Linked DNA regions of Homo sapiens: region 1 is linked to region 2. A link is a loop called in an ENCODE intact Hi-C map of the cell type or tissue named here. Cell type or tissue: ascending aorta. All regions are shown on one strand. Each heading gives the region's core, and the rest is flanking DNA. Links, peaks and the distances in the headings are about the cores only. Region 1 overlaps LOC124909340 (a long non-coding RNA gene). Region 2 overlaps SUMF1 (sulfatase modifying factor 1).

The links. Hi-C counts contacts between places; a loop is a spot of excess contacts. Peaks named below come from ENCODE experiments on the same cell type or tissue, not always from the same donor. Only the 100,000 strongest peaks of a DNase experiment are listed, where the experiment ranks them.
Region 1: a loop joins it to region 2, with 4 times the contacts of the local background. A loop is called at or near these places in 9 of 110 quality-filtered maps.

The regions. Positions count from the first base shown.
Region 1 is chr3:4,467,410-4,483,359 of GRCh38, forward strand. It overlaps LOC124909340 (a long non-coding RNA gene), which reads left to right. Exons shown (of 2, transcript XR_007095789.1): 1 at 1-99; 2 at 1,255-1,990. Among named protein-coding and RNA genes, the nearest start is that of SUMF1, 8.1 kb to the left of the region's middle. RefSeq lists an enhancer at 1-86 and a silencer at 7,688-7,737. In ascending aorta, for the core only: no CTCF peak of the experiment used is centred there; a DNase peak (open chromatin) is centred at 7,552; H3K4me3 peaks cover 455 bases; H3K27ac peaks cover 2,052 bases.
Region 2 is chr3:4,412,034-4,419,865 of GRCh38, forward strand. SUMF1 (sulfatase modifying factor 1) reads right to left here. Exons shown (of 9, transcript NM_182760.4): 5 at 5,977-6,099; 6 at 5,095-5,209. It also overlaps the pseudogene MRPS10P2. Among named protein-coding and RNA genes, the nearest start is that of SUMF1, 51 kb to the right of the region's middle. In ascending aorta, for the core only: a CTCF peak has its summit at 5,036; DNase peaks (open chromatin) are centred at 4,698, 5,118 and 5,708; H3K27ac peaks cover 3,709 bases.

The sequences.
Region 1 (15,950 bases), core at 5,015-10,014, 58 kb after region 2:
AAAACACAAAACTCCACAAAACTCAAGGCCTTCCACAGACCGTGCACCCCTTTATGATTTCTTGGTTGAAAAATAACAGTCAAATTTGCTGGGCATTTGGTAAGTGCCAGAGTACTATGCTAAGCACTTCACTTTTTAAAATCTCATTTAATCCTCACAAAGACCCAGTAATGGCGCGCTTGTAGTCCCAGCTAGTCGGGAGGCCAAGGCAGGAGAATCGTTTGAACCTGGGAGGCGGAGGTTTCAGTGAGCCCAGATCCCGCCACTGCACTCCAGCCTCGGCGACAGAGCAAGACTCCGTCTCAAAAAAAAAAGAGAAATACAATACGGAATCAGAATCCGTGGGGACTGGACACAGCAATCCAGGGTTTCACAAGCTCTCCAGATGATTCTAATCCACACTTAAGTTTAAGAACCACTGTTCTACAGTTCCGTAATCGAACAAAATGCAAAACCAAAACAAAAAGAAGATGAAGGAGAAACTTACAGATTAAAAAACAACATAGCAGGCCGGGCGCGGTGGCTCAAGCCTGTAATCCCAGCACTTTGGGAGGCCGAGGCGGGTGGATCACGAGGTCAGGAGATCGAGACCATCCTGGCTAACACGGTGAAACCCCATCTCTACTAAAAAATACAAAAAATTAGCCCGGCGTGGTGGCACGCGCCTGTAGTCCCAGCTACTCGGGAGGCTGAGGCAGGAGAATGGCATGAATCCGGGAGGTGGAGCTTGCAGTGAGCCGAGATGGCGCCACCGCACTCCAGCCTGGGGACAGAGCAAGACTCCATCTGAAAAAAAAAAAAAAAAAAAAAACATAGCAGCCAGCTGCAATATGTGAACCTTATCTAAATACTAATTCAAACCTACTGAGTTCAAAATTTTTGAGATAATCAGGGAAATTTAACCACTAAGTCAAATTATAATATTTGATAAAATTAAGGAATTGCTGTAAATTTTGTTTTTAGGCTTTTAGGAGTAATAATGGTATTTGTGGCTATATTTTTTAAAAGAATCCCCTCACTGAGGTACACACACACTCACTGAGGTATACACACACACACACACACACACACACATATATATATATGGATAAAAATATAGGCAGTCAAAGATTTGCTTCCCAAAAAATGGGTAATCAGGGTCTGGCTAAAGATGAAGCATGATTGGCCATGAGTTGATAACTGTCATAGCTGGTTGATGGGCATCTGGGTGTTTATTGCACTATTCTAATGTAGCATCTGTTTGAATTTTTTTAGCATAAAGAAAAGACCAGCCAGGCACCGTGTCTCAAGCCTGTAATCCCAGCACTTTAGGAGGCCGAGGCAGGAGAATCGCTAGAGGCCAGGAGCTTGAGACCAGCCTGGGCAACACAGCAAGACCTTGTCTCTACAAAAAATTAAGAAAATTAACTGGCCATGGTGACGCACACCGGTGGTCCTGGCTACTTCGGAGGCTGAGGCAGGAGGATCACTTGAGCCTGGTAGGCAGAGGCTGCAGTGAGCCATGATTGTGCCACTGCACTCCAGCCTGGGTGACAAAGTGAGACCATCTCTCAAAAAAAAAAAAAAGGCCTTTTCTCCTTGTTGACTATTTTACAGTTTGCCAAGGCCTTTCACACATTTTCTCATTTGAGATTACAACCACTTGGCAAGAAATGTATTATTACTATACTCATTTCAAAATTGATGAAGCTAAAAGGTCAATGCCTTAACCAAGGTTGTATGTATTTACTGTGCATAATATATAGTCAAGGTCTAGGTCAACGGTAATCTTTGTTCGCCTCCTTCAAATATCAGTCTCAGCACATGCTGTGTCAGCTGCGCTTCAGAGACCTGAACTTCTTTGATTCCTGGTCCAGCTATACCATTAGGCTATAACCTCCATGAAGGTAAGGCAGGAGCCTATTCGTTTGCCACTGTATCAGCAAAATCAGGCCAAGCCTGCACATGATCACTCAGTGAACATTTATTAAATTATGGATAAGTGAATGAACAAATGAAGTAACGATTATCTCTTTCTCTTAAGGGGAATCAAATTGTGGAGAAAATAATATAGGTCTTAGACTCACAAAGAGCTGTGGTTAAAGCTGGCCACTTTACATGAAGTATGACCTAGGCAAATTATTTCAGCTTTCTGAGCCTCTATTTCTTCGTGTGTGAAATGGGAATAATAATTCCTTTTTCTTATAGATTTTATGGGGATTAAATAACACAAAGTATATAAAAGGTGTAGCCTGGTACCTGACATTTAACATATCTCAAAAATAACTTTGCTATTACTAATCATTATGAAAGATGGAACTTTGTTGGTTCTCCAGGACGATCATTCTTTTGTCTCAGGCTAACTTTTTAGTCAATAATCAATGAGTATGAGATCGATGAGAGATTTCTCATCAATATTTTCCACTCTAATATTTTGCTCCTGTCAGTGAGGAGGCTTGTTCTAAAAATTAAGAGGTAAAAAGTCCAACTCAGCCATCAGCTCGTACGAATTAGTGTAATTATATAAAATATCTCTCACCCTCCGTCTCACGTGTGAGCTCCTTCTGCATTTTGTAGCCTTTCTTGCTCCTTCTATCTCATGAAGCTGGGAGGATGAAAGACCCCAGTCCTGAAAGCAGCTTGTCTGCTCACTGAACATCAAAGAGTTCAGCATGGCTACAGTGGAGTGAGCAAGGGGGAGAGAAGAAAGGAAAGGAGATGAGAAAGGTAACATTGGGCCAAGTCATGGATGAAAGGAGAACAGAAAGGTAACATTGGGCCAAGTCATGGATGTTCTGGTAAGCTTTTACTGTGAAAGTTGGTGCCACTGCAGTTTTGAGAAGACATCTGACACTCTTCCTGCTGAGCAGCATCAATTTTCCCTCCAGGTTAGAGGCTTCTCTTGCTTTCTGGTTCCTGAACACAGGGAATGCAAAGTGCCCTGATGGTAGCCATGGCTTGTAGTTCAATGGGACCCTGGTTGTGTCCACAGAAAGACAGCATCCCTTTGTGGATCAGGACCTGCAGCTCTGCAGAGCTCAGAGTTGCAGGGATGGGAGAACAAAATCCCAGTAAGTCAGTAGGAGTAATAGTAAGTGGGGCTACTTCTACTTCCACCTCTTGGTGGAACCTATATATTCTTCCTACGTGGGAACAAGTCTGACATCTCTAATTGAGGGCGTATACTGCATCCTTATAGATGGCCCCATCTTTGCAGGAAATTGCATCCAAGCTGGCGTTTCAGCTGTGCTTTCAGTAAGCCATTTTCACCCTTTATGAGGCCAGCTGCTTTGGGTTCGTATTGTAAGGGATAAAACCACTGGATTCTGTGATCATGGCCTACCCCTGCACCTCCTTCACTGTGAAGTGGGTCCCCGGTCAGATGTCATGTGGTGTAGGAATATATGCCTATGCATAAGGCATTCTGAAAGCCCTCAGACAGTGATGCTGCCTGAGGCTCTTGGAGTAGGAAAGGCACAAGTCAAAATGTTATCTACTTCACACGTGCAGGACACTTGGCTCCACTTTTTGGGTTTGATGAATAATGTTGATATGAACATCCATGTACAAGTTTTTGTTTGCACATGTTTTCATTTGTCTTCATATATACTAGAAGTGGGATTGCTGGGTCATATGGAAATTCTAACCTTTTGGGTTTGGGTTTAAAAAAAAAAAAAAAACAGGATCTTGCCCTGCTACCCAGGCTGGATTGCTGGAGTGCAGTGGCATGATCACAGCTCACTGCAGCCTCAACCTCCTGGGCTTGAGAAATCCTCCTACCTCAGCCTGCAGGATCACAAGCTGCTACCACGTCCAGGTCATTTTATTATTTTTTTGTAAAGATGAAGTCTCACTATGTTGCCCAGGCTGGTCCCGAACTCCTGGCCTCAAGTGATCCTCCTGACTTGGCCTCCCAAAGTGCTGGGATTATAGGTGTGAGCCACCACTCCTGGTCTTGTTTAACCTTCTGAGGAATTGCCAGACTTTTCCAAAGTGGCTGTACCATTTTACATTCCCACTAACAATGTATGAGCCGTCCAATTTCTCCATGACGTAGTTCATTCTTCCACCTCCTTCAGAGTAAAATCTCTTTGTCCTTTATCAGGCCCAGCCTACCCTCAGCCAGGTTATACTGAAACTTGACCCTGGCTATAACCTGGCAGCCACAAGAGGATGTAGAGGCACTTTCTTGGGGGTGGGAGGCTGTTGTTTTTAAGCAGGAAAAAAAAAAAGTTCTGGTATATGCAGTATTTTCCACATGTGGAAACTACTGGTTCTCAGTAGGGAGGCTACCTCTGCGAGCTCCCTCTGGGGTCCCAAAGGAGTCTGCAGAGCCACATTTCACAGGGCCATCCACCTAGATGTCCCTGCCTCACTTTTCAGGTTCCAGGCCCCATGTTTTTCCAACCAGATTCCTGAATTTAGCATAGGAGATCTACTTTGGCTGAGCATCCAAACATCTGTGGTGGAACTCTGGGTTCTGCCGCTCAGCTGGGTCTGCTCTTGCACGGCAGGAGAAGACTTCTTTGCAAACTACCAAAGAGACCCTCTGGCTCTCACACTTGGTTCTCAGCTGTTTATTAACTGCTCTCAGTTTCTCATTATCCCTTGTAGAGAGGGTCAGTGCAGCTTGGTAATAACCAGCCAATTCCATTATCCTTGCATTCATTGTTCCTCTACACTTTTCAAACTCCTGAGTCAGCATGCTGGCACAGGCGTTCCTTTTCACCTGGACATTTTCCCAGGTCACTGCCAGTAACATTTTTAGCAGCTGGGCCTTGTGCCCAAAAATAATCAAACCCCACTCAAGATGGGATCCTTATCACCAGGCAGGCAGTGAGTGACCCAGTCCCCAAACTCCACTTTACCACCTGCTTTCTCAGACTACTCACACTACCAATTGTGTCAGTGTGGTTCCTCTTAAAAAGAGATGCCAAGATGTCATTAAAAATGCAAGAGAAAGCCAGGCATGGTGGTGCACCTGTAGTTGCAGTTGAGCCCAGGAGTTCAAAGCCAACCTGGGTAACCGCGAGATCTCACCTCTAAAAAGAAAAAGAAAAGAAAAAAAAACATTAAAAAGGAAAAAAAGGAAAAAAAAAGAGAGAAAAAAGGAGAAAAAGAGAAAAAAGGAAAAGAAAAAAAAAGAATAAAAAAAAAGAAAAAGAAATGCAAGAAATCCTATGGGGTTGGGGGGAGGGTCACACCTGTGAAACCCCAAGGAGAGAGGGAATAGGAAGGAATCAGAAGGGAAAGCCTCCAAACTGAATACAAGTCCTACCTGTGGAAGGAGGGAGGCAGGAAGGAACATGGAGGAGGAAAAGCCTCTGAGTCTGGTACTGCACTGAGAAAGTCTAGTCCAGGTCAACCAGAAGTCCAGAGCAAAGGCTTCTTATTAGAGGAGTTATGCATTGAGCCAAAATGGTGAACCCTATTCTTCCCACCAGGTTCAATCATTTGTTGGAGCTGCCCAGGAAGAGCGTGGCCTCAGTTGGAACACTGGCCAATCCTACAAGAGCTCTGCTGTGGGCTCTCCATTGACTGTACACCTTGAGGCAGGTTCTGTCTTGAAGAGCAATCTCAGCACATACTCCCGGGCTGCCACACTGTGGCCAAGAAGGTCCTCCATGATCTAGCCCCTGCCTTCCTTTCTGATCTCTTCTTCCATCAAATTGTCCTTTGCTCACCATGCTCTGGCCATGGTATCCTTCTTACTGCTCCTGGAACACATCAAGCACAGCCCTACCTCAGGGTCTTTGTACTTGCTGTTCCTTCTACCTGCAATATCCTACTTTTTTCAAAGCTGGCTCTTTCTTGTCATGCAGGTCTCAGTACAAACCTTATCTCCTCAGAGGAACCTTCCCTGATTCTCAAATGCAAAATAACCCTTTCCCATTCTGCTCTTTTACCTCACCTCCTTTATTGTCTTTATAGCTCTTGTCACTATCTGAAATGATTTCTTTTGTTCCTCTGTCTCCCCATGGGGGCAGCTATAGCATCTTCAGGATTCAATGCTGTAACCTCAATGGCTAGAACAACACTTGGTATGTATAAGTGCTAAGTAAATATTTACTGAATGAATGAATATATCATCCAATGAATAAAAACCTTCATGGTCTTGGTCCAAGTAGAAACTTGCTGCCTGACAGTGTTATACTCACATAGACATTTGAAATGTGGCTTTCCATTTTTACATCCAGGAGGGTTATACTCACATAGACATTTGAAATGTGGCTTTCCATTTTTACATCCAGGAGGGCCTGCAAGATGGATATAATAGTACCCAAGGATTGTATGAAGATTCTCATTAATTCATTAGACAAGTGTTTATTGAGTGTCAACTAGTAGCCAAGCACTATTCCAGGCACTGAGAATACATCAGTGAAAAAAAAACAGAAAAGAATTCTTGCCCTTGTGAAAATGACATTAAATAACTTAAACCATGTGACATACAACATTGCTTGGTGCATAAGAATAGCTCAAGAGTTTTTAGTTATGATTATTTCTATTGTCAACCCATTTAATATCTAAACTGAGCATTTCAAAGTATTTTAAAAAAAAAAAAAAAGGACACCTTCCTCTATACTTAGAGAGTAAAAGAGAGAAGTCCAAATAATTAGAGGTAGAAAAAAATTTTTCATATGGTTCTTTCTTTGGACTGTCTTTGGAGCCCTTTATTGGTGAAATTATCTGATTGGAAAGCCTATTAATTTAGGCTTTTTAGTTTTACTAGTTTGCACTGTAGTTTGTGCTGTGGAGAAAGTTATGTACAGAGAATGTTTCGTTTTGGTTTGTTCATTTCCTCTTTTCTTTTTCTTTTTTTCTTTTTTTTTTTTTTTTGAGACGGAGTCTCGCTCTGTCGCCCAGGCTGGAGTGCAGTGGCGTGATCTCTGCTCACTGCAAGCTCCGCCTCCCGGGTTCACGCCATTCTCCTGCCTCAGCCTCCCGAGTAGCTGGGACTACAGGCGCCCGCCACCACGCCCGGCTAATTTTTGTATTTTTAGTAGAGATGGGGTTTCACCGTGTTAGCCAGGATGGTCTCGATTTCCTGACCTCGTGGTCCACCTGCCTCGGCCTCCCAGAGCGCTGGGATTACAGGCGTGAGCCACCGCGCCCCGCCCCCTTTTCTTTTTCAAATGCTTCTGGTCTTACTTTCCCCACTCCTTGAAAGCACTGGGGTGGGGGTGGAGGGCATGGGGAAAGACTTCCTTAAAGAAAATGCAAAGAAAAGATACATTTTAAGAATACACAGGACAGAAGCTGCAGACAACAGAAAGATTAGTTTCAGAAGGCACTGGCACATTGTGAAAAACAGAACCAGGAGTTGGCTTAGAGGCTGCAGCAGCTCTGGGACCTCAGCAGCGGACTTTCTTGAACTTCACTCTGCTGCTCTCCTGGTTCACTCCCCAGCTCTCCAAGGTCTGCTTTTCCCTGCACACTTATTTTTTCTCTTCCAGTTGGCTTGCCTTCCTCCCCCCTCCTCGTTGTCTTTTTGTCATTGTTGTTTTTGGCTTCACAGCTTCTGCTTAGTCACAGTTCCCGTTCCCAGCATGTTCCTGACCCTTCATGGCCTCAATGCTACTGCACAGCCTCATTCAGCATCACTGTTTCCCCATTCACCTGCCACAAAGGGGAAGCCTGGTTTGCCCAGCTCCTCTTTCTCTCACCACAAGACACCATAGACCAATAGGAAGCCTATGCTTTAGCTGCATTTGAGTCACGTAGCTATTTCTGGTCCAATCAGTTGCAATTGGGTCAGGCAAACCTGTAGCTTGCATCAGACTCACTTAGGGGCCTTCTTAAAGCAATGATTGCTGGGGATGCCACCATATTCAGTACGTCTTGGGTGGGACCCAAAAATTCACATTTCTGACAAGCTCCAAGATGATGCTAATCCATACATTTTGCAAACTACTGCGTTCACAAAATAAGCCACTAGTTCTACCCCTTACTACCTGTGCTGGGTGGGGCACTTTTCTCTTAGCAATGCTAGCAGCATTACAGGCATTGTGATGGACAACTCCAGTACAGCCTGTAATTATTCTCCTCCAAACTTACCGTTTGTCTTCCTGATGTTCCTGGGCAGTGGTGTTTGGAGAGAAGGGTGAGAAGTAGCCAGAACGGCACCAAAAGAAATTTAGAGCAAGTGAAAGATGCTTTATGTGCCTTTGGAAAGAGAGAGGAAGAAATAATAGAAGAAATCACAGTCATGAGTCTCTTTTAGAGCCTAGATATCACAATGTTTGAAGTCAGATAAAATGAGGGAGAAAAATGGTTCCCAACTTTTTCACAAATGAGAGCTCAATTGTAGAGAGGAGATATATATGTCTTTGTATATATATATATTTCAGATGTTCATTCAATAGCAGTTTTACGTTTAGGGTTCTTTTTTTTAGAAAATGGAATGTCAAGATGCTGCTGTGAGGCAGTCCATTAGCAAAGGAAACTGCATATTAAATCACATCAGAAGCACCTGTATATATTTGAAGGTACAAATATACATCACCTTTTCAGACCTCAGCTAGTGCTTAACATAGGAGTGAACTCTCAATCCTTGTAATTACTCTGTGGTTTCCCAGGGATGTGTGACTAAGGGGATCCCCTAAGGTGGCTTAGGGGTTCAGTGAGGAAGTAACTTCTTTCCAGGAAGACTTACTTCTACTTAGAGCAGTCTTGACTAGTGTAATACAAAGAGTCCTAGAGTTAGAGTCAAAGACTGGACTTTGGGTCCTGGAATTTATTTAGGGGACTTTAGGTTTAGTCACAAAGCTTCTGTAAGCCTGAGTTTCTTCTTCTTGCCTACTTCATAACAGTGCTCCATTGAAATCAAGTAGGCAGTTATAAGAAGGAAAATAAACACTAGATGAGATTATTATGGTATTACTTTGCTTATAAGACAAATTTCCATCCTAGTTTATGGTTCTGAAATCTAGACGTATTTTTTGAGCTATGGATGCCTATAATGTGGTAGTACTTCCTCTTCCCTAAAAAAAAAAATGTTTTTAAAGCAGAGGTTTATATTTTAGCAAATGGTCTTGGAACAAAGGAAAAATGGCTTTATATATTCCTCTAATTGATAAATAATATATGAATTCATTATCTCTTTTTTTCCTGTCTCACCTGTAAATATGCCACCTTACATGGTAAAAAGGACTTTGCAGATATGATTCAGTTAAGGTCCTTGAGATGGGGAGATAACCTGGATTATCCTGAAGGTCTCAACGTCATCACAAGAGTCCTTATAAGCAGGAGAACCCCTCCTGGCTGTGGTCAGCAAGATGCAACAATGTGGTCAGAAAGCATGGAACAATGGTCAGAAACATGCAACATTGTTGGTTTTGCACATGGAGGAAGGAAGCCAAGGGCCAAGGAATGTGGGTGGCTGTCACAAGCTGGGCAAGGCAAAGGAACATTTTCCTCTAGAGCCCCCAGAAAGGAACACAACCCTGATAACACTTTGATTTTGGCCTAATGAGCCTCAGATTGGACTTCTGACCTATGAAACTGTAAGATAATACATTTGTATTGTTTAAGCAACTAAGTTTGTGATCATTTGTAATGGCAGCAAGGGGAAACTAATCCAAATATTTCAGTTCCACCATCATCACTAGGTGCAGGCTGGAATTCAGAGGCAAAAGGGTCAATAGATGTGTGCCCTCCATCCTCTTGGCATCCTTTGGGGAGTCAGGTAATGTGCTTTGGCTATGACACAGCTGGACCACAGTGGGACTGTGACCAGAGGAGGGACTCTGCCCCTCAACCTCTCACCATGCTCCCTTTTTGCCAGGAAAGTGGGAGAGTGGTCTTGCATGGGGTAGAGGTGGTGATAACCATTTGGGGCTCAGGCACAGATAGTCTGAGTTCAGATGTCAGCGTTAATGGGAATTTTGAGAAATGCTAACTGTCCTGACTTGGAGATACCAGGGGAGTCTCTGAAACACCATGGGGTTCTCAGCCCTCCCACTGAGAGATAGGAAACCTCGGGTCCCAGCAAGTTCCTGGCCAAAAACACAAAGTTTTTGGAGTCATTTCCCAGACAATCTTTATAGTTCTCTGGTTACATGTGTGGTCTTTGTGCATGTAAAGCATAGCAAGGTGCAATTAATTCTCTAACTTCAGCATCCATCAATCACCTGGAGGGCTGGTTGGAACATAGATTGCTGGTCCCCACCCTGGGAATTTCTAATTCAGTAGATTTGAGGTGCAGGTTGAGAATTTGTTTTTTGTTTGTTTGTTTTTTTTTAAAGACAGAGTCTCACTTTGTCACAGAGGCTAAAGTACAGTGGCACAGTCATAGCTCACTGTGCAGCCTTATGCACAACTAATTTTTAAAAATTTTTTTACAGAGATGGAGAGTCTCATTCTGTTGCCTGGGCTGGTCTTGAACTCCTGGCCTCAAGCAGTCCTCCTGCCTTGACCTCCCAAAGAGCTGGGATTACAGGTGATGAGCCACTGCCCAGTCCAAGAATTTGCATTTCTTTCAGTTTCCCAGGTAGTGCTGATTTGCTGCTGGTCTGAGGACTACCATTTGAGCACCATGGAAATAGTGGATAAGAGTTTAGGATTCAGGCCATCCTTGCTGCTTCCAGGTTGAATGATCTTGGGCGGCTTACTTAAATTTTGGAATTCTTAATTTTCTTCATCTATCAAATAGAGTAAATAAAACCCGCCTCCTAGGATTGTGATGAGGATTAAATATGATGATCTATGTGAAGGACTTAGCACATAGTAAGACCTTAATAGTTTCTATTATAATGTGTTACCATTATTATAATTAATGACAAGTTCTTAAGTAGCGTACAAGGCACCCAGAGGCACACCCATGGATAAGCCAACAGGGATGATAAATGTCCGCTCACAAACCGCTCACCTCACAACAGTGAGAGCTTTCTCCAAGTCTCCTGCCCATGGAATGTCATTTAACTTTGTAACTCAAAGGACTCCCAGAGGAAAGAGTCTGAATATAATGCTTTACCCACAAAACAGAATGAAGAGGAAGCAGAAAATTTTCAAATATTTTGTGAAAATTTGTCGAACAATAGAAAGAGGAAACTCATTTGGGTGTGATGCAATGGCTACAGAAATGAATAGACGTAAACTGGGCCAGGAGCAAACTAATTTGGAAATAATTTCGGAGAAGAAAAAGGAACTATGCCATGCTCTTTCCTCTGGGAAATCTGACAAGAAAGTAAGAACTGGGTTTTTTTCTCCTCCTTGTTCTGGGATAATTGGTATTATCATTATGTGAAAAAAGAAAAAGCCACCTGAAGGACCCCATTTTCCTTCCACTATGAGGAGTTCATTCTCTGGATCACAGCAGCAGCAGAACAGGGTAGGTCACTGGGAAACTAGGACAGGCTTGTGATCTCCCCCATGGAAAAGTGTCTCTTTCCTGGTGACAATTGGGCATATCAATGGACAATAACCCAGTGGAATAAAACTCTACTGTAATAAACAGTGAATTTATTATAACATAACATATAATACACTAAGTAGCATTAGGACTTTAATCATGCCTTTTGTTTAAAAAAATTTTTTTAAATAAAGAACTAGGCTGGGTGCAGTGGCTCCCGCCTATAATCTCAGCACTTTGGGAGACCAAGGCAGGTGGATCACCTGAGGTCAGGAGTTTGAGACCAGCCTGGCCAACATGGTAAAAGCCCGTCTCTACTAAAAATACAAAATTTACAAAATACAAAAATTAGCCAGGTGTGGTGGCACGCGTCTGTAGTCCCAGCTACTCTGGAGGCTGAGGCATGAGAATCCTTGAACCCTGGAGGTGGAGGTTGCACTGAGCCAAGATTGCGCCACTGCACTCCGGCCTGGATGTGTCTCAAAAAATGAATGAAAGAATGAATGAATGAATAAATAAATAAATAACTGGTAAAGCGAATAGATAGAAAAGTTTGCTAAATTTATTTAGTAGTTTAAATCCCAGTAATCTGAGAGTCAACAGACTGAACTCAAGCCTGGGGTCAGGAAGCTCAGCCTCTCATCCCAGCATAGTCTGTCTTTGGTTGTGTGATCTGGAAGGCTCTTCAGGTGTCAGTTCCTTATCAGTGCAAGAAGGGATTGAGTAGATCACTAACATTTCTACAATTTTCATTATCAAGCATCCTTTTATAAATGTCACTTTTCAATCAAAAGACTTCGCATTGCGAATAACTTTGTATAACCAGCTATTTAATTAAGTATCTTTGCTTGCAAGGAGTAAAGACACATTAATAAAAATAGACTGTAGTATTAATTAATAATAGTTCTCATTTATTGGTACTTACTATGTGCTGAGCACTTAGATTTCATGTGGTTCTTTCAACAATCCTATGAAGGAAGTTCTATCATGATGCCAGTTGGACAGATTAGGGGAGCGAGGCTCAGAGAGTTTAAATGACTTGCCCAAGTCAGAAGGCTAGTAGGTGGTGTGGTAAACTGAGGTTTGAATGTGGGTCTTGAACCTCTGCAGTCTGGTGGTGGCACCTCACACAATGGTGGTGGCATATTGCGATCCTCCAAATGCCTCGGGGTTGGATCTGTAAATTACCAGGAATTCAGACAATTTTCGGGACTGTACACCGGGACATCACTCACAGAATTTCTCCTTCTCCATGGCGTCTGTGTTCTCCTCTCACTACCTACCTATCTTTCTCCGTTGCTTCATGGTTACTTCTGCTCCTTCACCACGACAATTTGCTTGTTGCTCATCCAACCCCTATGACCGAAAATTCAGGCCTCACAGTCATTTGCCCTAGTCTCTGTTTCACCACTTAAATCTAAAGAGCAGGAATTTCATTGACCCAGGGCATATTTTACATAAGGCAATGCTGCAGGTTGTCAAGCATGGGGCCTGAGATGCACCCTAAATGGTACAAAATAAAGCAGAGTGGTCTGTGAATGGACCAATGTCCTTTAACAATTAATTAATAATAGCCTGGAGTCCAGGAGTTCTAGACCAGCCTGACCAATATAGTGAGACCTCATCTATACAAAAAAAAAATCTGTAAATTAGCTGAGCATGGTGGCATGCGCCTGTAGTCCCAGCTACTCAGAAGGCTGAGGCAAGAAGATCACTTGAGCCCAGGAGGCAGAGGCTGCAGTGAGCCAAGATTGTGCCAGTGTACTCCAGCCTGGGCAATACAGCCAGACTCTGTCAATAATAATAATAATAATAATAATAATAATAATAGCTACTACTTATTTTTGCTTTTTAAGTTAGAGGCTTTTTACCAGGATTTTCTCTTTATAGCAACAATCCAGTGAGGTAGAAACTATATTGGTCCCTTCTCACATAAGCAATTTACCTAAACTAGTAAATGGCAAATCCCAGGATTCAGATCCAACTTTTTTGTTTTTTGGTAACAGCTTCGTTGATAAATAATTGGGCTGAGGGTGGTGGCTTATGCCTGTGATTACAGCACTTTGGGAGGCTGTGGCAGGAGAATGGCTTGATTCCAGAAGTTCCAGATAAGCCTGGGCTTCAATTAAAAAATCAGCCAGGTGTGGTGGTGAACACCTGTAGTCCCAGCTACTGAGTTGGGGGCTGAGGCTGGATGATCACATGAGCCAGGAGGTCGAGGCAACAGTGAATTGTGATCATGCCACTGTACTCCAGCCTGGGAGACTGAGTGAGACCCTGTCTGAAAAAAGAAAAATTAATATGCTATGCAATTCACCCATATAAAGTATACAATTCAATGCTTTTTTTGAATACAGTGTTTACAATCATCATCACAATCCATTTCAGAACAATTTCATCACCTCAACAAGGAATCCCATCCCCTTTAGCAATTTTCCTCATTTCTTCCCAGTACCCTCTCCACCAACCAGCCCTAGGCAACCACTAATCTGCTTTCTGTCTCTATGGATTTGTCTATTCTGGACATTTCATATAAATGGAATCATAGAATAAATGACCTTTTGTGACTGGCTTCTTTCACTTAGCATAATATATTTTCTTTTTTTTTTTTTTTTTGAGACGAAGTCTCACTCTTGTCCCCCAGGGGCACAACCTCGGCTCACTGCAACCTCCGCCTCCCGGGTTCAAGCGATTCTCCTGCCTCAGCCTCCCGAGTAGCTGGGATTACGGGCGCCTGCCACCATGCCCAGCTAATTTTTGTATTTTTAGTAGAGACGGGGTTTCACCATGTTGGCCAGGCTGGTCTCGAACTCCTGACCTCAGGTGTTCCACCGGCCTCAGCCTCCCAAAGTGCTGGGGTTACGGGATTACAGGAGTGAGCCACCGTGCCCGGCCCCCACTTAGCATAATATTTTCAAAGTTCATCCATGTTATATAGCATATATCTGTAGTTCAGTTTTTATAGTTAGATAATATACCATTGAACGGATACTCCATGTTTTGTTTATTTATCAGTTGATGGACATTTCTGTCCACTTTTTACCTATTATGAATAAGGCTGCTATGAATATTTGTGTACAAGCTTTTGTGTGGATGTACGTTTTCATTTCTCTTGGGTAGACAGATACCTAGGAGAGGGAAAATCTAGGCACTTTGAGTCTACTGTACTTATGGGCATGGTAAACTTCTTGAAGTCTGGCCTGTCTAGGATATAGATAACTTACTAGTTAGTATTGGCTATGTCTTTTTTTTTTTTTTTTTTTTTGAGACAGGGTCTCGCTCTGTCACCCAGACTAGAGTGCAGTTGTGCAATCATGGCTCACCGCTGCCTTGACCTTCCAGGCTCAAGCCATCCTCCCACCTCAGCCTCCCCAGTAGCTGGGACTATAGGCATGTGCCACTGTGTCTGGCTAAGTTTTGCATTTTTTGTAGAGATGGTATTTCACCACGTTGTCCAGGCTGGTCTTAAACTCCTAGGCTCAAGCAGTCTGCCTCAGACTCCCAAAGTGCTGGGATTACAGGCATGAGCCACTGCACCCAGCTGGCTATATCTTAACTTAATTAAAATTTCTAAGTGAATGAATTTTGCTTAATATATATAATTGAATATTAAATAACCAGGGTCACCTAGTTTGTTTATAATATTTTAAGGATCTTCATTATCACTTTAGAGACCCAGAAATATATTGACTGCACATGTCCATACAATAAATACATATGTAAAGTATCCACTATGTGCCAGGCATTGCGATAAGAACCCAAGAACCAACAGAATAAAAAGGCATAGTGTTGAAAATTATCCTGAAATCCACATGTGCATTCTAAATTCTATCCAAATCTCTTTATTATTGTGTGCTTTATGTATGCCAATATTTGCTAAATATACTTCTCTAGAAGAGTATATCATCCTACAAGCAAAAAGTCTTCTACACTTCCTGAACAGGCTTCTTCCTTATGGAGTAATGATAGAGGTCCATGATTTCTTTCATCCAAAATAGACCTTTAAGACAAACTCAACTGTTTCCTTATTTCACCAAGAATTTTTCTGTTTCTATTGCTTTTTTTTTTTTTTTTTTTTTTTTTGAGACAGGGTTGTGCTCTGTCTCCCAGGCTGGAGTGCAGTGGTGCCATCTCGGCTCACTGCAACCTCCGCCTCCCCGGTTCAAGCAATTCTCCTGCCTCAGCCTCCTGAGTAGCTGGGATTACAGCCACCCACCACCATGACTGGCTAATTTTTTGTATTTTCAGTAGAGACAAGGTTTCACCATGTTGGCCAGTCTGGTCTCGAACTCCTGGCCTCAAGTGATCCACTCGCCTCAGCCTCCCAAACTGCTGGGATTACAGGCTTGAGCCACATCACCCAGCCTCTATTGCATTTTAAATGAGATAGTAACACAAAATGTGACTCATAATTTAATACCACAATTAATCAATTTACTTACTCATTAAGAGTTATTCCATGAAACACATGAAAACTGTTTTTCCTTTTACTTTACCTTGTGGTATGGATTAATATGTTACCAAGTGCCACTCTTTTGCTTCAAAACATCATTCTAAAATAGGTTAACATTATAAGAAGTCTTTTTTTCCCTTTTCTTTTTAACGTTGGTGCCTCTTCCCT
Region 2 (7,832 bases), core at 2,833-7,832:
CAATCAAAGTCACGAAGCTAGTGTGAAAAGAACTTAATCTGGATGAGTTGGAAAGCTGAAAATTCTCACCACACTGCTTCCAAAATCAGCAATCATTATGGAAACAGCAGTATTTATTCATTGATTCATTCAGTAATTCCATGCACAGTGACTAAAGACAGTGAGGGCTTCAATAACAAATAATGAATGACCTCAACTAGTTTAATGAGGGAGAAAAAAAGAATATACCCAAAACTCAAAATCCAACTCTGAAATGCAGAATGGGATGAGTAGGGTAAGAGAGGGAAATAAAATGTCAGAGAAACTCGCAAGAGAGAGAAGCTTCTGGCTGAAGGCATTCTCCTTTACAAAAGTAGAGTTGTCTGGGCAGATTTCAAATAGGGCTCAGAGTTCAAAAGAGAACGAAGAGGCCACAGGCATAAACAACTTTTTCAACAATTTGGAGATGATCAAAAAGAGCATGGTAGAGTAATAGCTGGGAGAGGTAGGAAGGAAAAGAAGAAATTCAGTTATTTCAGGAATACAAGGAAAGGAGCCAGAGGAGCAAGTGCGGTTAAAAGATGAAACAGGCCAGGTGCCGTGGCTCATGCCTGTAATCCTAGCACTTTGGGAGGCCAAGGTGAGCAGATCACCTGGGGTCAAGAGTTCAAGACTAGCCTGGCCAACATGGTCAAACCCTGTCTCTACTAAAAATACCAAAAAAATTAGCCAGGCAGGTGCATGGTGCACGCCTGTAATCCCAGCTACTCAGGAGGCTGAGGTAGGAGAATTGCTAAACCCAGGAGGCAGAGGTTGCAGTGAGCCAAGATGGCACCACTGCACTCCAGGCTGGGTGACACAGCGAGATTACGTCTCAAACAAACAAACAAAAACAGATGAAACAAACACTGGAGGAAGGAATCATTTTCCAGACTTATAGAGCACAGGTGGAGGTGCTCTCAAATCAGTCTGCCTGAGGTCCTATGTGTGCATCAATACTATTTTTTTTTTAGACAGGGTCTTGCTCTGTCACCCAGACTGGAGTACAGTGATGCAATCACAGCTCACTGCAACCTCAACGTCCCAGGCTCAAGCGATCCTCTCAGCTCAGCCTCCCGAGTAGCTGGGACCACAGGTGTGCACCACCACAACCGACTAATTTTTGGAATTTTTTGTAGACATGGGGTCTCCTCATGTTGCCCAGGCTGGTCTTGAACTCTTAGGCTCAAACAAACCTCTTGTCTCAGCCTTCCGAAGTGCTGGGATTATAAGCATGAGGCACCAGACCCAGTGACACCAACAGTTAACAGCTAACACTAGGCAAGCAACTTAACCTATATGGGTGCTATTTTGTCTGTAAAATGGGAAAAATAATAGTACCTACTCAAGGGTTTGGGTATTTTTTTCTTTACCCACCTTAAATAATTTGATGTTTAAGTGAAGTAGAATGTGGAGGTCACCACCCCTAAAATTACCATAGGTGAGTATGCCACTAAGGAAAATAAAAATGTTAACTGCCTGCTATTAAACCAATCTACTAACTAAAGCTTCCTCTCAGGAACCTCAAAAGCAAACAAATGTATATGAGAATACTCCTGGCACATTTTCAGATGAATAAGCTGATATGCGTTAAAGCCAAAATTAATCATTGTGTAACAAGCAGAATGGCAAAATGTAAATTCTTTAGTCTCACTGTGGTCAAAATAGTTTGCTCAGTATAAAATCAGGTCTAGCTGGGTGTGGTGGTTCATGCCAGTAATCCCAGCACTTTGGGAGGCTGAGGAAAAAGGATAGCTTGAGGACAGGAGTTCAAGACCAATCTGGGAAACACAATGAGACCTCACCTCCACAAAAAAAAAATTTTTTTTTAAGATAGAGTCTCACTCTGTCACCCAGGCTGGAGTGCAGTGGCCTGATCTTGGCTCACTGCAATCTCTGCCTCCTGGGTTCAAGCAATTCTCCTGCCTCAGCCTCCTGAGTAGCTGGGATTACAGGTGCATGCTGCCACGCCCGGCTAATTTTTCTGTATTTTAGTAGAGACGGGGTTTCACTGTGTTTCCCAGTCTGGTCTCAAAATCCTGAGCTCAGGCAATCCACCTGCCTCAGACTCCCAAAGTGCTGGGATTACAGGCATGAGCCACCGCACCTGGCCCCAAACAAATTTTTAAATTAGCTGGGCATGATGGTGTGCACCTGTAGTCCCAGCTACTTGGAAGGCTGGGGTGGAAAAATCACTTGAGCCCAGGAGGCTGAGGTTGCAGTAAGCTGTGATCATGCCACTGCACTCCAGCCTGGGCAACAGAGCAGGACCCTGTCTCAAATAAATAAAATGAGACCTGAAATAATAAATACATGAAATATCAGGTCAGGGAGCTATTTCCCTGTAGTCCATCTCATTATCAAAGTTAAATTCCTGCTCCAGTTGACCAGAGCATGTGGACACAAAAGAGCAGCTTAGGTGGACTTGAGATACTACGTGTAAACGATTGCCATAAGATAGAGATCTCATTAAGACTCATTCTAAACACAGATGGCAGCTGTCTCTCTCTGGCTGGCTTGCTTGCTTTCTCCTCTAGTCCTGTTTGTCAAATTGGTTCCTTTAGGACTCCCAGTAAATGTTCTAATCTGTTTTAGTAACTTCCATGGCAACTTCTTCAGGTCAATTTCCCACACATATGCTGAACTTTCAGTCAAATATTCCAATTCTAAACATCTGTAGAGTGTCCTTATTTCATATTGAACATTGTATTTTTTGAAAAGGTACACTGATTTTAGAAGAGTAAATGGCTCTATATTCCTTGGTAGCTCATGTAATTAAATAGAAAAGAAACTGTAGCTGCAAGTGCTGTCAAATATGCATAACTGTCCAAGAAAACCCTGTCATGGCCTTTTGTTAAAATGAACAGGCACTTATATCATTCGTTTGGTTCATCAAAAATGCTTATCACAGGCCAGGCGCAGTGGCTCATGCCTGTAATCCCAGCATTTTGGGAGGTCAAGGCGGGAGGATCACCTACCAGCCTGGCCAACATGGCGAAATCCTGTCTCTACTAAAAATACAAAAGTTAGTCAGATATTGTGGTGCACAGCTATAATCCTAGCTACTAAGGAGGCTGAGGCAGGAGAATCACTTGAACCCAGGAGGCGGAGGTTGGAGTGAGCCACGATCACGCCACTGCACTCCAGCCTCGGCAACAGAGTAAGACTCCATCTCAAAAAAAAAAAAAAAAAAACAGACAGAAAAATAAAAGAAATGATTATCACGGTCTTGTCCAAATGAGGGCCACAAAAGCCATCACCTGTGTCTTTGGAATGGAGCTCATTTCAAATGAGCATATGATTATGCCAACAAAAGAATGGTGAGAAAGGAACTCTTGTACACCCATAAAGGAAAACATGCCCCAAGTGTTCTGGAAAATAATTCAACCATATATCTGAAACTCTTACCAAGAAAAGTTTTCTAACCTTTGACTCAATCATTTCACTGCTGGGAATCTATCTTTAAAAAATCATCAAAGGGCCAGGTGCGGTGGCTCATGCCTATAATCCCAACACTTTGGGAGGCTGAGGCGGGAGGATCGCCTGAAGTCAGGAGTTCAAGACCAGCCTGGCCAACATGGTAAAACCCTGTCTCTACTAAAAATACAAAAATTAGCCAGGTGTGGTGGTGTGCACCTGTAGTCCCAGCTACTCGGGAGGTTGAAATGGGAGAATTGGTTGAACCCAGGAGACAGAGGTTGCAGTGAGCCAAGATTACACCACTGCACTACAGCCTGAGTGACAGAGTGAGACTCCATCTCAAAAATAAATAAATAAATAAGTAAATAAAATGGCTCAAGGTTGAAGTGAGTGCTCTTTTGCCCGCCTTCTGCCTTCTGCCAGGGGAGGACACAGCATTAGTCCCTTCTGGTGGATGCAGCCGACATCAATCATGCTGCTGCCTTGGTCTTAGACTTCCCAGCCTCCAGAATTGCAAGAAATAAATTTCTGTTGTTTACAAATTATCCAGTCTGTAGTATTTTCTTACAGTAGCACAAAGGGACTAAGACTAAGACATGGCTTTATGAGTATATGATTATGCCAGCAAAAGAACGGTGAGAAAAGATTTCTTATACACCAATAGAGGAAAACATGCCCCAAGCATTCTGGAAAACAGTTTGGCCATATATCTGAAACTCTTACCCAGAAAGTTTTCTAGACTTTGAATTATTTCACTGCTGGGAATCTAATCTATCTTTCAAAAATCATCAAAGACGTAGGTTAATATTTATGTACAAGATGTTCACTGTAGAAAAAAAAAACAGAAATAACCTGTTTCCAGTAAATACATTGGGGTTTATTTATGACAGGTTATCCAGCTGCTGAAAGACAATGTATTTGTGGCATACTGCTAATGACAGATGAAACGTTTCTGATATAGGCAGGAAAAAATAGTAGGATTTTAAATACTGTATCCAGTCTTACCTAAATGCAATATGTAAAAAAATATGATACATATACACCAGAAACACATATGCTGGCAAATACGGTAGTTAAGAGCATGGGCTTTGGAAATAAACCGACCTGGTTCAAATTCCAGCTGTGCCGCTTTCCAGCTGTGTAACCTTGAGCAAGTTAGTTAACCTCTCTGTGCCTCAGAATGCTCACCTGGAAAATGGGGATAATAGTACCTACCTTACAGAGTTGAATGGACAGTAAATGAGACAATTCATGCAAATGCCTTGGCGCACAATGCCCAGCACATTGCAAGCACTCAATAACTACACGCCATTATTAGCATCATCAACACAGAGAACAAATGGGGAAGAAATGCACCAATATGCTAACAGGTATTATTTCTGGGTGGTAGAATTCCAGGACAGTTTAGCTTTCTCCTTTATAGTCTTCTCATTTTTCCAAATAATCTACAGTAAGTATTATGGAATCAGAAAGGGAAATCCATTATACAAAAAGAAAATCTGTTTAATTATTAGTATTTGCTACGTGCAACAGTGAATGCATACACGAAGGGAACACCGTGTGAGTCACAAAGTGAGCAATGCCTTTCACCCCATGTCTACTGGGAGCCTCAGTTCTCAGCAGCTGCCACCCTCCTGCAGAGGTCTCATTACTCACAGGCGCAGTTCCTTGGAAGCCATCCTCACCAGTGTTGGTCACCGGAAACTCGCCCTGCCAAATGTTGGCATAATGCTGGCCTTTGGGCTGCAGTTTGTTGCCCCAGGGGAAAAGTCTGTCAGAAGAGACACAGGCATCAGCCTGTCAAACAGGCACAGGTTTTGGATGAAAGTCAAGAGAAGGGATGCAATGAAAAAGAGAACATTGCTTGCTTGTTCTGAGTGAGCCAGTTAAAATATATATATAAATAAATAAAGCTTTTAATCAGGATTTATTTTCAATTTCCTTATAACTTCTCATGTCACGTCCACAACAGCCTCAGTCTTGCCCAGGTACTCAGGAGGCCTGAAATAAATCACAAAACTAAAAGAAGGACTTATAGAAAGCTGGGAGAGTAGACCTCATTTTGGACTTATATGGTAGTGTGATCAGGCACCACCACACCACACTTTTTTATAAAGCCTGGGCTATTTTAAGGAGCCTTTCCTAGAAGATGTGAACCCAACATGAGTTTTCTGTCTCATGGCTCTAGAAGCAGAGACATACCGCTGCTTCAGGAGATGCCTAAAATAAGAAAATGCTAAAAGCAGGGCAGTCTGCCAAGAAGTTCTAAGCAGTGATATGTAACTCAAGGGGGTTGAATTGCTAAGACTTGCTTTGGGGCTGGAGGGAGCCCACTTGGCCAGACACTTGGTTTAGGGGTGATAAAAGATTTGTGACCCATTCTCCAGTGTCTTCTAAGTAATTTCGTGGAAAAATAAGAAAAAGAATTATTGTCGTTATTAACTTTCTAACCAAAGTAAGTTCCATGGAGTTTTTTGTTGTTGTTTGTTTGTTCAAATGACCAACATATTGTCAGGCAAAATGAGATCCTCTAAATACCTATTATGCAGGCCTCCTCGACAGCTGTATTCCCACTCAGCTTCCGTGGGCAGCCGCTTCCCTGCCCAAGTGCAGTAGGCAACCGCATCATTCCAGGACACATGGAGAACTGGATGATCCGGCCTGGGGAAGAGCAAAAGTAGAATGAAAAGTGACACCAATCAGAACAAGAAGCAGGAGCTGGCTTCAGCAAAGCGCCCATAATCCCCCTCAGTTCAATCTGTGACACTGAGGTCATCCTGGTCCTTAAGTCAAACCCCAGCCATGCTACATCTGTCATGCTCCACCAACGGTTTCTGACAACCCAGGCTCCCAAATGGGTTACAGTTCCACTGGGAACTAGACTCAAAACATTTCTTCACTTTGTAGGCTCGGATTCCCACAGAATGTCATTGGTATGGCAGATGCGGAGATACTCCAGCTGCTAGGAGGGCCAGCAGGAGCTTTCAGCTCCTTTGGGGTTCAGCAGAGCTGACAGCCATCTCAGAGAAACCAGTGACTAACCAACCACAGCAGGGGCATACAGAGCCAGCCATTTCAGCCTACAGTGGCTCAACCTATGGGCCATATACACCCTAGAGGCCCCTGTGTTGGGTGGAGCTTGGTTGGACCTGCATTGTGGCTTTGACTTCTCCCTCTGCCCAGTCCTGCTCTGGCCCCTGCTTTCTACAGGTGTGGGGCCCTAACATTCTGCATCCTAAACTCTGTTTCAGCCTCTGTTTCCAGAGAACCCAACCTGTGACCCTTGGCTTTCAATTCTGTGTCTTTCTACTTTTCCTCTACAAGAGGCCGGTCTTTTTTTCCTGAGGGTATAAAGGGTGTGGAAGTTTGGGGAAAAAAAACTGAGAAAAAGGGGATAGACTCATTCACCCAGCACTAGATGGCTTTGGCTGAATTCCCTGCTCACTTTTTTAAAAGTGGGCTACAAATTCCTAGTCCATTCCTTATACACCTTTGAATTCCCCACAGTAATTACACCAGGCCTTTCATTTATTCTTTCAACAAACATCTACTGAGTACCTATCATGTGCCAGTCACTGTTTCCAGCACAGACAACAGAGGTACTCTTCTCAGAAGATCCATCGGTGTTGACTGCATGGATAACATACATTCCCCTTTTGGGTTTTCCTTCCTCCCTTAGCATTTTCCTCTGTTACTAAATTCAGGAAAGCAGATATTAACTGGGAGCTAAGAAGCCAAGTCCACCTGAGAAACCCAGGAATCCTATGACTTTCCACCTCGAAGCCTAATTGCAGCACAGCGGCTTCCAATTGAGGCTTTGAAAGATGTTTGACATTTGTCAAGGGGCTATATCCCTAAAGCTGAACTTCCTATACTCGCAGCTCCCCGACAATAAGGGCAATAACCAGGAATGTTGTTAAAAATAGAGACTTAAAAACTGCATCTGAAAAATTAGGTTAGGAGAGCAGGTTTCTTGGGCTGCTGAGATGCTGAGTCCTAACCCAAACCTTGCTCAATCTCCAGGGTTTAAAGTGTTACTCTATTTTTGCTTGAGATAATTATTTCCTTGCCACCCTGGAGACTTGCTGACCGACTTGGCTCTCTGTGGTTTTCCAGTTAGATGGTGGCTTCAAAGAATTCCAATCTGGAACTCAAGATCATGTGAATCCTATACCCAAGGCCTGGGCTTCCACAGTGGCAACCTGGGAGGACACAATTACTTATCCATAAGACAGACGTCTTCTTCCTCATAGACCCGCTAATAATGGAAACAGAATGTAAAGATTAAACATGTCATGAGGTTTGGAATAGGCCTCTCAAAAGGAGCAGGGAAACTGGGAAGAGGCAACTCTTTGACAAGCCAAATGAGGAGAGAAAGAGGCCACTAATTAAGA